Regions from separate parts of the Homo sapiens genome. Here region 1 is linked to region 2. A link is an interaction called in ENCODE POLR2A ChIA-PET data of the cell type or tissue named here. Cell type or tissue: Caco-2. All regions are shown on one strand. Links, peaks and the distances in the headings refer to the core of each region. The heading gives the core; the rest is flanking DNA.

Region 1 (5,384 bases), core at 141-5,140, 290 kb before region 2:
AGGATGCCAGGGGTCTGAGGATAGCTTAATCCAGTTCACAAGAGACAGGACTACTCAACACAGGTGAGATGTAAGTCCCATTCCAGAGCAAGAGGTTTTAAAGAAGCCTACTCCAAAAAGGAGACAGAATAGCTGGAATTACTCAGACAGCACCGCCCTAACCATGAGGAGCAAGAAAGAAAAGATAGCAACTATCTTTTACAGGAAATGAAATTATTTTATAATTTAAATTAGATCAGACCTCTATCATCAAAGAATGTCAAAGGGTTCTGCAAGAGCTCTATCCCTGGTGCAACCAGGCCTTGAACCTTGCTTTTCTCTGTAAATAGCCCTTCCTACAGCTTTGCATTCCCCTGATACAGTGCTGGCTCCACAGCAGGAATCCAGCAAACCAGCCCTGTCCTCTCTGGATCTAATAAAGACCAATGCCAACAGACACAACAGAGCAATGATTCCCAGGTTTTTGGAGGTGTTTGTTTTCTTTCAAATCTTAATCTCCTTGCCACCTCCACACAGTGGGGACGGCAGGGTGGGGAATGCCGCATGACACATATTAAGTTTTAAGATTTGGAGGAAAATTTAAATGTAATCAGACATAGCATGAAGTTTCACAGGATTAGGGCTGAAGATTCTGCAGCTCACCTCCCTGGGAGCCCAAGTGGCGGCTCCAGGTGCTGTGCAGATCTCTGGGAGGACAGGGGATCAGGAAAGCACACAGGAGCACCAGGATCATCGAGATCCCCAAAGTCAGCAGGAAGACAGACGTGCGCACATATGACACCAGGGAGGAGGCCGCCTTCTGTTCCAGGCCCCCAAGGGGTTCTGAGGGGTAGCCCTCCGTGGTGACTTCTGAAAGATGTGGCTTTGCAGCCTCTGCAACCTCAGCATCTGAGTCGGGTTCTGGCGCTTCTCCCAAAGGACTCTTCCCATTTTTGACCCCTCCATTCTTCTGCAGGTTAAGCACCAGATCGTCTTCGCTCTCATCACTGTCAGCCTGGGTAAGTGGATCATACTCCCCTAGGTCTGGGCTCTTCTTCCCTGAAAATACAGAAAAACAGAGAGTCAAGGGGAACTGGGGAGAAGACACCCTCACCAAATATATGGCAACTGTAAATACCCAGAAGAACACGGAAAACTAAAACAAAAAAATCCAGGTTTACATCAAGTTTGAACCTTGGTGGCTATCTGTAAAACAGAAGCCAGTGAAGCAGGGGTTAGGAATGGAAGGAAAAACAAAAGCACAGTGCTCCAGGATCACTGCCTGCATGAGTTTAAGACAATGGAAAAGGAGGCAGAAGTTAGCAAATTTAAAATGCCTTTAGTTTAAAAAGAAAGCTCTCTTAATGTGTTTGAATCTCACTCAAGAAAAAGATCATGGCTCCACATCAACTCTCCATGTGCCTAATGTGCATATTGCCTCAGATCTTCTTAGATCTGTGACATCCTAATCTTTCCTGGTAAACTTTTAGAACAATTCTTCTCCATACGCTGCTTCTCACAGCCCAATATCTGTGGCTTCCCAACTGTTTCTATGGAAACAACTTAGAAAGTTGAACACTGAATGTTCATCTGAAGATGTATTGAAATCTCACTTCTAAGAACCATCCTGTGATTTGAATGCCCTTTCAGTCTATCTTTTAGTAAACAGTGTTTACCCCAAAAACTGCTCTTCTGAGCAAGTATTCTGGGAGGGGTGGTGATCTAGCCAGTACACAGAGGTAGGGGACTTGTCTTGAAGGTGCTTTGCATGGCAAGCACTTTGTTTTTACTTAGCTTGCAGTGTTGATTTGGGATAGCTGAGAGAGAAATTACAGAAGAGCCTAGGTACACCTCCTCCCAAGCCACCCACCCCTTGGCCTCACTGCCAATGACTGAATGATTTTATGCCTTTATTTCATGTTACCACCAAGTAACAACCAAGAAAATGTTTCTTTTGGGGAGACTTTATGCAGTAATCTATCACTAATGTAAACTCTATCATTAAATCTTTTGTTCAGAAGAAATATAAAAAAGACCACAAAACCCAGCTAATTAAAAAGGGGAAAAGAATAATTATTAATGCTAGTGTCTACCTCTGGGTCACTATGGCCTTGGTGATGTCATTTCATACATTATATCTCAGTTTGTTCAATTAATAAAATGAAAGAATAAAACACTATATGGAGACCAGATTGTTGCGGGAAGGCAAGGACCCCAAATGGAGGGACCAGCTGGAACCACGGCAGAAGAACATAAATTGTGAAGATTTCATGGACACTTATCAGTTCCCAAAATTAATACTTTTATAATTTCTTATGCCTGTCTTTACTGCAATCTCTAACCACAAATTGTAAGATTTCATGGACATTTATCACTTCCCTATTAATACTCTTATAATTTCTTATGCCTGTCTTTACTTTAATCTCTTAATCCTGTTATCTTCATAAGCTGAGAATGTACGTCACCTCAGGACCACTATTGTACAAATTGATTGTAAAACGTGTGTTTGAACAATATGAAATCAGTGCACCTTGAAAAAGAACAGAATAACAGCGATTTTCAGGGAACAAGGGAAGATAACCATAAGGTCTGACTGCCTGCGGGGTCGGGTAGAATAGAGCCATATTTTTCTTCTTGCAGAGAGCCTATAAACGGATGTGCAAGTAGGGAAGATATCACTGAATTATTTTCCCAGCAAGGAATACCCTGGGGAAGGAATGCATTCCTGGGGGGAGGTCTACAAATGGTCGCTCTGGGAGTGTCTGTCTTATGTGGTTGAGATAAGGACTGAAATATGCCCTGGTCTCCTGCAGGTACCCTCAGGCTTACTAGGATTGGGAAATTCCAGCCTGGTAAATTTTGGTCAGACCGGTTCTCTGCTCTCCAACCCTGTTTTCTGTTAAGATGTTTATCAAGACAATACGTGCACAGCAGGACACAGACCCTCATCAGTAATTCTAACTTTGCCTTTGCCTTGTGATCTTTATTGCCCTTTGAAGCACGTGATCTTTGTGACCTACTCCCTGTTCCTACACCCCCTCCCCTTTTAAAATCCCTAATAAAAACTTGCTGGTTTTGTGGCTCAGGGGACATCACGGACCTACCGATATGTGATGTTACCCCCAGAGGCCCAGCTATAAAATTCCTCTCTTTGTACTCTTTCTCTTTATTTCTCAGACCGGCCAACACTTAAGGAAAATAGAAAGAACCTACGTTGAAATATTGGGGGCTGGTTCCCCCAATACCAGATGTTGGAAGTAAAACCTTTGATGTTTAAAGTTAGTATTTGGTACATTAAAAAAATCAATAAATTTTAGATTTTTTAAAATGAACATTCCACAGAATTATAACATTAAGTACTTTCAAAAAAAATCCAAAGAAAATACTGAATAATCTGTCATCCTAATAACTAGAAATTATTTCTATTTATTTTTATTTTCAAAACTATACATTTTGCCCAATAAATATTAGACTTGATTTTTAAGGGCACAAATTACAAGAAAATAAATCAATTATTAGAAACTTAATTCAAAATAGTACTTTCAGAATATGCCATGGGGTCAGTACAGGTTCCAGATAATCTCCTACAATTTGTATTTCTACTCCATGAACCAAATTATTTGGTTAATTAGGGCACACCATTCCCTAACCATCCCAGATAACTCTACACATAATAATTTGCATACAGAGCCATGGGTTGTTAGAATAATATTAACTCTAATGCTTTTTAAAGTGATTGTTTGTTCTTGTTTTGTTTTTTAGCTAAAATACACCTGACATGATAAACAAAATGTGATATGTACGTACCATGGAATATTATTCAGCTCTAAAAAGGAAGGAACTTCTGACACTTGCTACAAAATGGATGAACCTTGAGGACATTACGCTAAATGAAATGAGCCACACACAAAAAGGCAATACTGTGTAATTCCACTTATGTGAGTTATCTAGAGTAGTCACACTCACAGAAACAGAAAGTAGAATGGTTGTTGCCTAGGTCTGGAGGTAGAAGGAAAAGTTGTTACTGAGTAAGTATAGAGTTTCAGTTTTGCAAGATGAAAAAGTACTAGAGATTGGGTGCATATACAGTTAATACTGAACTGTATACTTAACATAGTTAAGATGGTAAATTTTATGGTGTATGTATTTTTTGACAATTTAAAATGTTTAAATATATATATATATATCTGAAAAACAGGAAAGCACACAGAGTTCTCAACTCTAGAGTTACTTGAGAAAGCACAGCAAGAGACCTTAAAGATCACATAATCTATCCCCACCCCTATCCCAAACTTACAACTAGCTACTTACAAAGACCTATCAACCAGTTACTTAGCAAACACCTGAATGTAACCTGTATTAGGGAATCCACTGGCCTCCAATCTAGAAACCAATTCTTTACACTGATTCAAGAATTTTTTTCTGGGAAGTTGCCAATTATCTGTCCTAGTTTTAATTTCTGGGATCCCTCTCTCACATGTAAGTCCTTCAAACACTCAAAGGTATCAATCATAAGAGACATATGATATGGTATTTAAGAGCTCAAGTCTTCACAATCAAACATCAAGCCAAATCCTGGCTATATCTCTTATGAACTATGTAATCTCAAATTTCTTAACTTTATTGAGCATCAATTTCCCTATTTATGAAATGGAATAATTATTCTTTTTAGCTCATATGATTGTGATGAGAATCAAATAAGATAATATATGTCTGCTTCTTAGTGCCTGGCTTATAGCCACACAATAAATTTTAGCTTCTATTATTATCATTACCATCACTGGTGCTAGTATTGTATCTCCCAGTGCCCTCCCCCACTCTTCTCAGCTCCAACTTAAACACCTCCACCTCTTTCAACCCATTACTTAAAGAAGCATTGTTTCAGGTGTCCTCAACATCCTGGTCATTCTCCTCTGGACACAATGTGATATGTCTGTGCTTTTTAAAATATGGTTCTTGGAACTAGATACAATCCCAGGTACAGTCTGACCAGAGAAAGGGAGGGCAGAGCTATTTCCTACCTACTCCAGATAGCAAACAACAATTCAATTTCTATAACGTAAGATCTTGAGAGCTTTCTTGGCATTCACATCACCTACTGATTCAATTAAAACTTCCAAGCATTTTGAACACATGCTTAAGCCACCCTATAATTGTGCAATTGGATTTTTAGCACCAAGTGAAAAATTTAGCATCGACATCAAATTCAATCTTGCTAGTCAGTCTCCACCTTGCAACAAACATATCAGGCTAAAAACAGCACCTTTGTCAAAGTGAAATCATTAATAAAACACTTCCCAGCAAAACAGTTTAAAGGAAATTCATTTTTATCATGCTATGTACTATCACAGGCAGGGAGGAAGAGAAGCATATGCTACAGGAATTTATAAAATCTGTAAGAAATT
Region 2 (5,384 bases), core at 118-5,117:
TTTAAAGGATGATTTCACAGCGTACAGAATTCTAGGTTGGTGGGATTTTTTTCTCTCAACACATTAAATATTTGACTCCACTCTCTTCTTGCTTGCATACTGTCTGAGGAGAAGTTGGATGTAATTCTTTTCTTCTCTATAAGATTTTTTAAACCTCTGGTTTCTATATGGATTTTTTCTTTATCTTAAATTTTCTGTAGTGTAAATATGATATACCTAGGTGTAGAGTTTTTTTTTTTTTTAACATGTATTCTTATTGGTGTTCTCTGAGCTTTCTGGATCTGTGATTTGGTGTCTGACACTGGCTTGGGGAAATTCTCAATCACTATTGTTTCAAATATTTATTCTGTATTCTCTTTCTTCTCCTTCTGGTATTCTCATTACACACTTATACCTTTTGTAGTTGTCCTACAGTTCCTGGATATTCTTTTCTGTTGTTGCTTTTTTTTTTTTTTCAGTCTTTTTTTCTCTTTGTTTTTCAGTTTGGGAGGTTTCTCTTGAGATATCCTCAAACAGCGATTTTTTCCTCAGCATGTTTAGTATACTAATAAGCACGTCAAAGACATTTTTCATTTCTATTGCAGTGTTTTTTATCTCTAACATTTTGTTGTTGTTTTTGAGATGAAGTCTCGCTCTGTCACCCAGGCTGTAGTGCAAAGGCACGATTTCGGCTCAGTGCAACCTCTGCCTCCTGGGTTCAAGCGATTCTCTTGCCTCAGCCTCCTGAGTAGCTGGGGTTACAGGCATGTGCCACCATGCCCGGCTAATTTTTGTATTTTTAGTACAGACGAGGTTTCACCATGCTTGTCAGGCTGGTCTTGAACTGACTTCGTGATCTGCCCGCCTCGGCCTCCCAAAGTGCTGGGATTACAGACGTGAGCCACCGCCCCCGGCCTCTCTAACATTTCTTTTGGTTCTTTTTATAGTTTCCATTTCTCTGCTTACATTGCCTACCTGTTCTTGCATGCTGTCTACTTTATCCAGAGCATCTGGTTCTGATGCTTGCTTTGTCTCTTCAAACTATGTTTTTTTGCCTTTTAGTATACTTTGTAATTTTTTCTTGATAGCCAGGCATGATGTTTTGGGCTAAAGAAACTACTGTAAATAGGACTTTAGTAATGTGGTGGCAAGGTGTGGAGGGAAAGGAAGCATTCTACAGTCCGATAATTAGGTCTCAGTCTTTTAGTGAGCCTATGTCTCTGGACTGTGAACTTCACAGGTGCTTCTCAGTCTCCCCCTCTCCTTAGGTGGGACAACATAGCTAGACTAGGCTGGAGTTGGGTATTTCCCTTCCCCCAGATCAGTTAGGCTGTTATAAAACCCCAGCAGGTTAGGCTCCAGTTAAGTAATTTCTCCTGAGGGAAGACCTTGTTCTTAAGAACAGAATGCTCTAGGGCATTTCAAGATGGTTCCTTTTCCTCTCCCCTTGTTGGAAGCATGAGAGGATCGTTTGCAAAATTCACTGTGAGAACCTAGTAGAGCCCCTGGAGGTAAAACTACAAAAGTGTGGGAGCCTCCCAATAAAGTTTTTATCTCACAGACTTGTCCACACCAAGCCTCCAGCAATTTGTCAATTACAGTTCAGGTTTTCCCACTCCAGCACTGATTCCCATGAAGATTTCTGCTCCAGTAATTAAGTTGTGATTATCTGCATTCACCTGTGTTTCCAATTTGGGGTTTACTCTATGACCTCCCATCTCTTATGGATCTAAGAAGAGCTGTTGATTTTTCAGTTTACTCAGCTTTTTACTTGCTAAGATGGAGTGGTGACTTTTTTTTTTTTTTTTTTTTTTTTAGCTGGAGGTCTTGCTCTGTTGCCCAGGCTGTAGTGCAGTGGTATAATCATGGCCCACTGCAGCCTTAATTGCCTAGGCTCAAGTGATCCTTCCACCTCAGCCTCCCAAGTAACTGGGACTACAGGCATGTGCCACCACGACTGGCTAATTTTTGTATAGTTGGTAAAGATGGGGTTTTGCCACGTTGCTCCAGCTGGTCTTGAACTCCTGGGCTCAAGTAATCCTTTTGCCTCAGCCTCCCAAAGTGCTGGGATTGCAGGCATGAGCTACGGTGCCCAGCCAGGAGTAGTGACTTCTGAGCTCCTTACATGCCAGAATGGAAACTAATGTTCCTAATCCACTTTTTTTCCCTGAAAATGTAGCACTTTAAAAGTCATTTCTGCCTTTACTTTCAATGCTAAAAAAAAAAAAGTAAACTACCTTTGAAAAAGGTAGGAGGCATTTTCTATAAGTTAGGCCTCTGCACATAAAGTGAAAACGAGGAGTTTGAGTCCTAAGTCTGTGGTTTGTGTGTGACTTCAAGCAAGTGACTTGACTTATTGAGACTCAATTGCTTTTTTTTTTTTTTAATTTAAGAGATGAGGTCTTGCTGTGTTGCCCAGGCTGGAGTGCAGTGGCGTGATTAGCGCTTACTGCCACCTTGAATTCCTGGTCTCAAGCAATCTTTCCAACTCAACCTCCTGAGTAGCTGGGACTCCACAGGTGCATGACACCTGGTTGGTTTTTTTGTTTTGTTTTGTTTTGTTTTTAATTTTCTGTAGAGATTGGGACTCCCTAGGTTTCCCAGTCTGGTCTCGAACTCCTGGACTCAAATGATCTTCCTGCCTCAGCCTCCCAAAGTGCTGGGATTACAGGCATGAGCCACTGCACTCAGCCTCAATTGCTTTTACAAGGTTTTATTTATTATATTGGAAAGGGAATATGGAAACCCTGTGAGACCTACACAATGTGGTGCAATTATCAGGTATTCTTACCTTTTTTCAAGCCAGTAACTATTTTTTACATCTAGTTATCTGTGACCTTTTCAATTGTTCAATATTTGTACAGTTGTCCCTCAGCATCCATGGGAGTTTGGTTTGAGGACTCCCCACAGATACCAAAATCCACAGAAGTTCAAGATCCTTGTATAAAATTGCATAGTAGGCCGGGCACGGTGGCTTACACCTGTAATCCCAGCACTTTGGGATGCCGAGGCAGGCAGATCCCGAGGTCAGGAGTTCAAGACCAGCCTGACCAATATGGTGAAACCCCCGTCTCTACTAAAAATAAAAAAATTAGCCAGTCATGGTGGCACGTGCCTGTAGTCCCAGCTACTCGGGAGGCTGAGGCAGAAGAATCACTTGAACCCAGGAGGCGGAGGTTTCAGTGAGCCGAGATCACACCACTACACTCCAGCCCGAGTGACAGAGTGAGACTCCGTCAAAAAAAAAAGGCATAGGATTTGCGTATAACCTACTCACCTCCTTTCATGTACTTTAAATCATCTATAAATTACATATAATACCTAATACAATGTAAGTGCTATGTAAATAGTTGTTATACTAGTTTTGTTTTTGTTTTTGTTTTGTTTTGAGACATAGTCTCCCTCTGTAGCCCAGGCTGGAGTGCAGTGGCACGATCTCACTGCAACCTCCGCCTCCCGGGTTCAAGCAATTCTCATGCTTCAGCTTCACGAGTAGCTGAAATTATAGGCGCGGGCCCCCACACCCATCTAATTTTTCTATTTTTAGTAGAGATGGGTTTTGCCCCATTGGCCAGGCTACTTTCAACCTCTTGACCTCAAGTGACCCACCCACCTCGGCCTCCCAAAGTGCTGGGATTACAGGTGTGAGCCACCGCACCTGGCCAATTTTTTAATGTGTATTATTTTTATTATTGTACGGTTGTTTTTAATTTTTCTGAATAACTCCAATCAGTGGTTGGTTTAATTCACAAATGCAGAACTCACAAATACAGAGGGCCAACTCTTATTTATTTTGTGGAGACGGAATCTTGCTCTGTCACCCAAGCTGGAGTGCACTGGCGTGGTCTTGGCACACTGCAACCTCCACCTCCCAAATTCAAGCAATTCTCCTGCCTCAGCCTCCTGAGTAGCTGGGACTATAGGCATGCACCACCACACCCGGCTGATTTTTGTATTTTTAATAGAGATGAGGTTTCACCATATTTGTTAGGCTGGTCTCGAACTCCTGACCTCCGGTGATCCACCCACCTTGGCCTCCCAAACTGCTGAGATTACAGGCATGAGCCACTGCACCCAGCCCAGGGGGCCAACTCTTATTTATTATTCTGATAGTATATGCCAGCTGATTTACCAGCTAATTCTTTTTTTCTGTTTATTTGTTTTGTTTTGTTGTTTTAGTTTGTTTTGTTGTTTTTTGTTTTTGAGACATAGTTTCACTCTGTCACCCAGGTTGGAGTGTGCTCTTGGCTCACTGCAACCTCCACCTCCCGGGTTCAAGCGATTCTCCTGCCTCAGCCTCCTGAGTAATTGGGATTACAGGCACGTGCCACCACACTCAGCTAATTTTTGTATTTTTAGTAGGGTCAGGGTTTCGCCATGTTGGCCAGGCTGGTCTCAAACTCCTGACCTTAGGTGATCCAGGCAGATAACCTCAGCCTCTCAAAGTGCTGAGATTACAGGTGTCAGTCACCCTGTCTGGCCCCAGCTGATTTTATATCAGTGTTTTACTATTGCCTTTTTATGGCTCTCTCAGAAATCTCTTTTTAAATTTTTTAGCTGTGGGGCAATGCAAAAGTGATTTTTAGCTCATCAATCTATAATATTCTTTGTCCTTTGTGCAACTGTAGTAGGCAGCTTGGGAACTTATGGCCCCCACCTTAACCTGACAACATCTCTTTATCTCCATTTAAAATATTCCAGTATCTTGGTACTATATTACATGATCCTGCCCACTGACTATAGCTAATTGGACTAAAGGTAGACATCCAAACCAAATTTGCCAATCAAATTCTTTCAAGATTTTGGAATATGGACCTAAAGAGAGTTGAGGCAGTCTTCTCAATGACTGGAACTGAAATATGGAACTCAGGATCTGTGAAGCAGCCATATTATTCCCATTATATTCCCCCAAGAGCAGAGAAAGTTTGTTTTGTTTACTGGAGAAAATTAAGAGATAAGGTCCTGAGAGGCAAACAGAGAGTCTTAACTTTTATTTCCTGCCATCATTCCATTTTATGAGCCATTCATATATTCCTATTTTTTCAACTCCCCTTTTATTCCTTGAGTGACTTGATTTCTGATCTTTGCAACAGAGGATCCTAACCAACACTAGAGCACAGAAGATCTACTCTTTGACTTTGACATTTTGTTCTTGTTGTTTTTTGGGTGTTTTTGAGACAGCACCTCACTCTGTTGCTCAGACTGGACGACAGTGGTGCACTCGTGGCTCACTGCAGCCTCAACCTACCAGGCTCAAGAGATCCTAATACCTCAGCCTCCTGAGAAGCTGGGACTATAGGTTTGTGCCACCACACCCAGCTAATTTTTGATTTTTTGTAGAGATGGGGTTTCACCATGTTGCCCAGGCTGGTCTTGAATTCCTGGGCTCAAGCAATCCTCCCACC

The links. ChIA-PET counts read pairs that join two places held together with the same protein. Peaks named below come from ENCODE experiments on the same cell type or tissue, not always from the same donor. Only the 100,000 strongest peaks of a DNase experiment are listed, where the experiment ranks them.
Region 1: POLR2A ChIA-PET joins it to region 2 with 5 read pairs; 2 of 35 experiments call an interaction of 5 or more read pairs at or near these places.

The regions. Positions count from the first base shown.
Region 1 is chr12:13,051,205-13,056,588 of GRCh38, reverse strand. FAM234B (family with sequence similarity 234 member B) reads right to left here. Exons shown (of 13, transcript NM_020853.2): 2 at 643-1,038. Among named protein-coding and RNA genes, the nearest start is that of FAM234B, 9.5 kb to the right of the region's middle. In Caco-2, for the core only: no CTCF peak of the experiment used is centred there; a DNase peak (open chromatin) is centred at 2,753.
Region 2 is chr12:12,765,639-12,771,022 of GRCh38, reverse strand. It overlaps a transcript of APOLD1 not described here. Among named protein-coding and RNA genes, the nearest start is that of MIR613, 3.7 kb to the right of the region's middle. In Caco-2, for the core only: no CTCF peak of the experiment used is centred there; no DNase peak of the experiment used is centred there.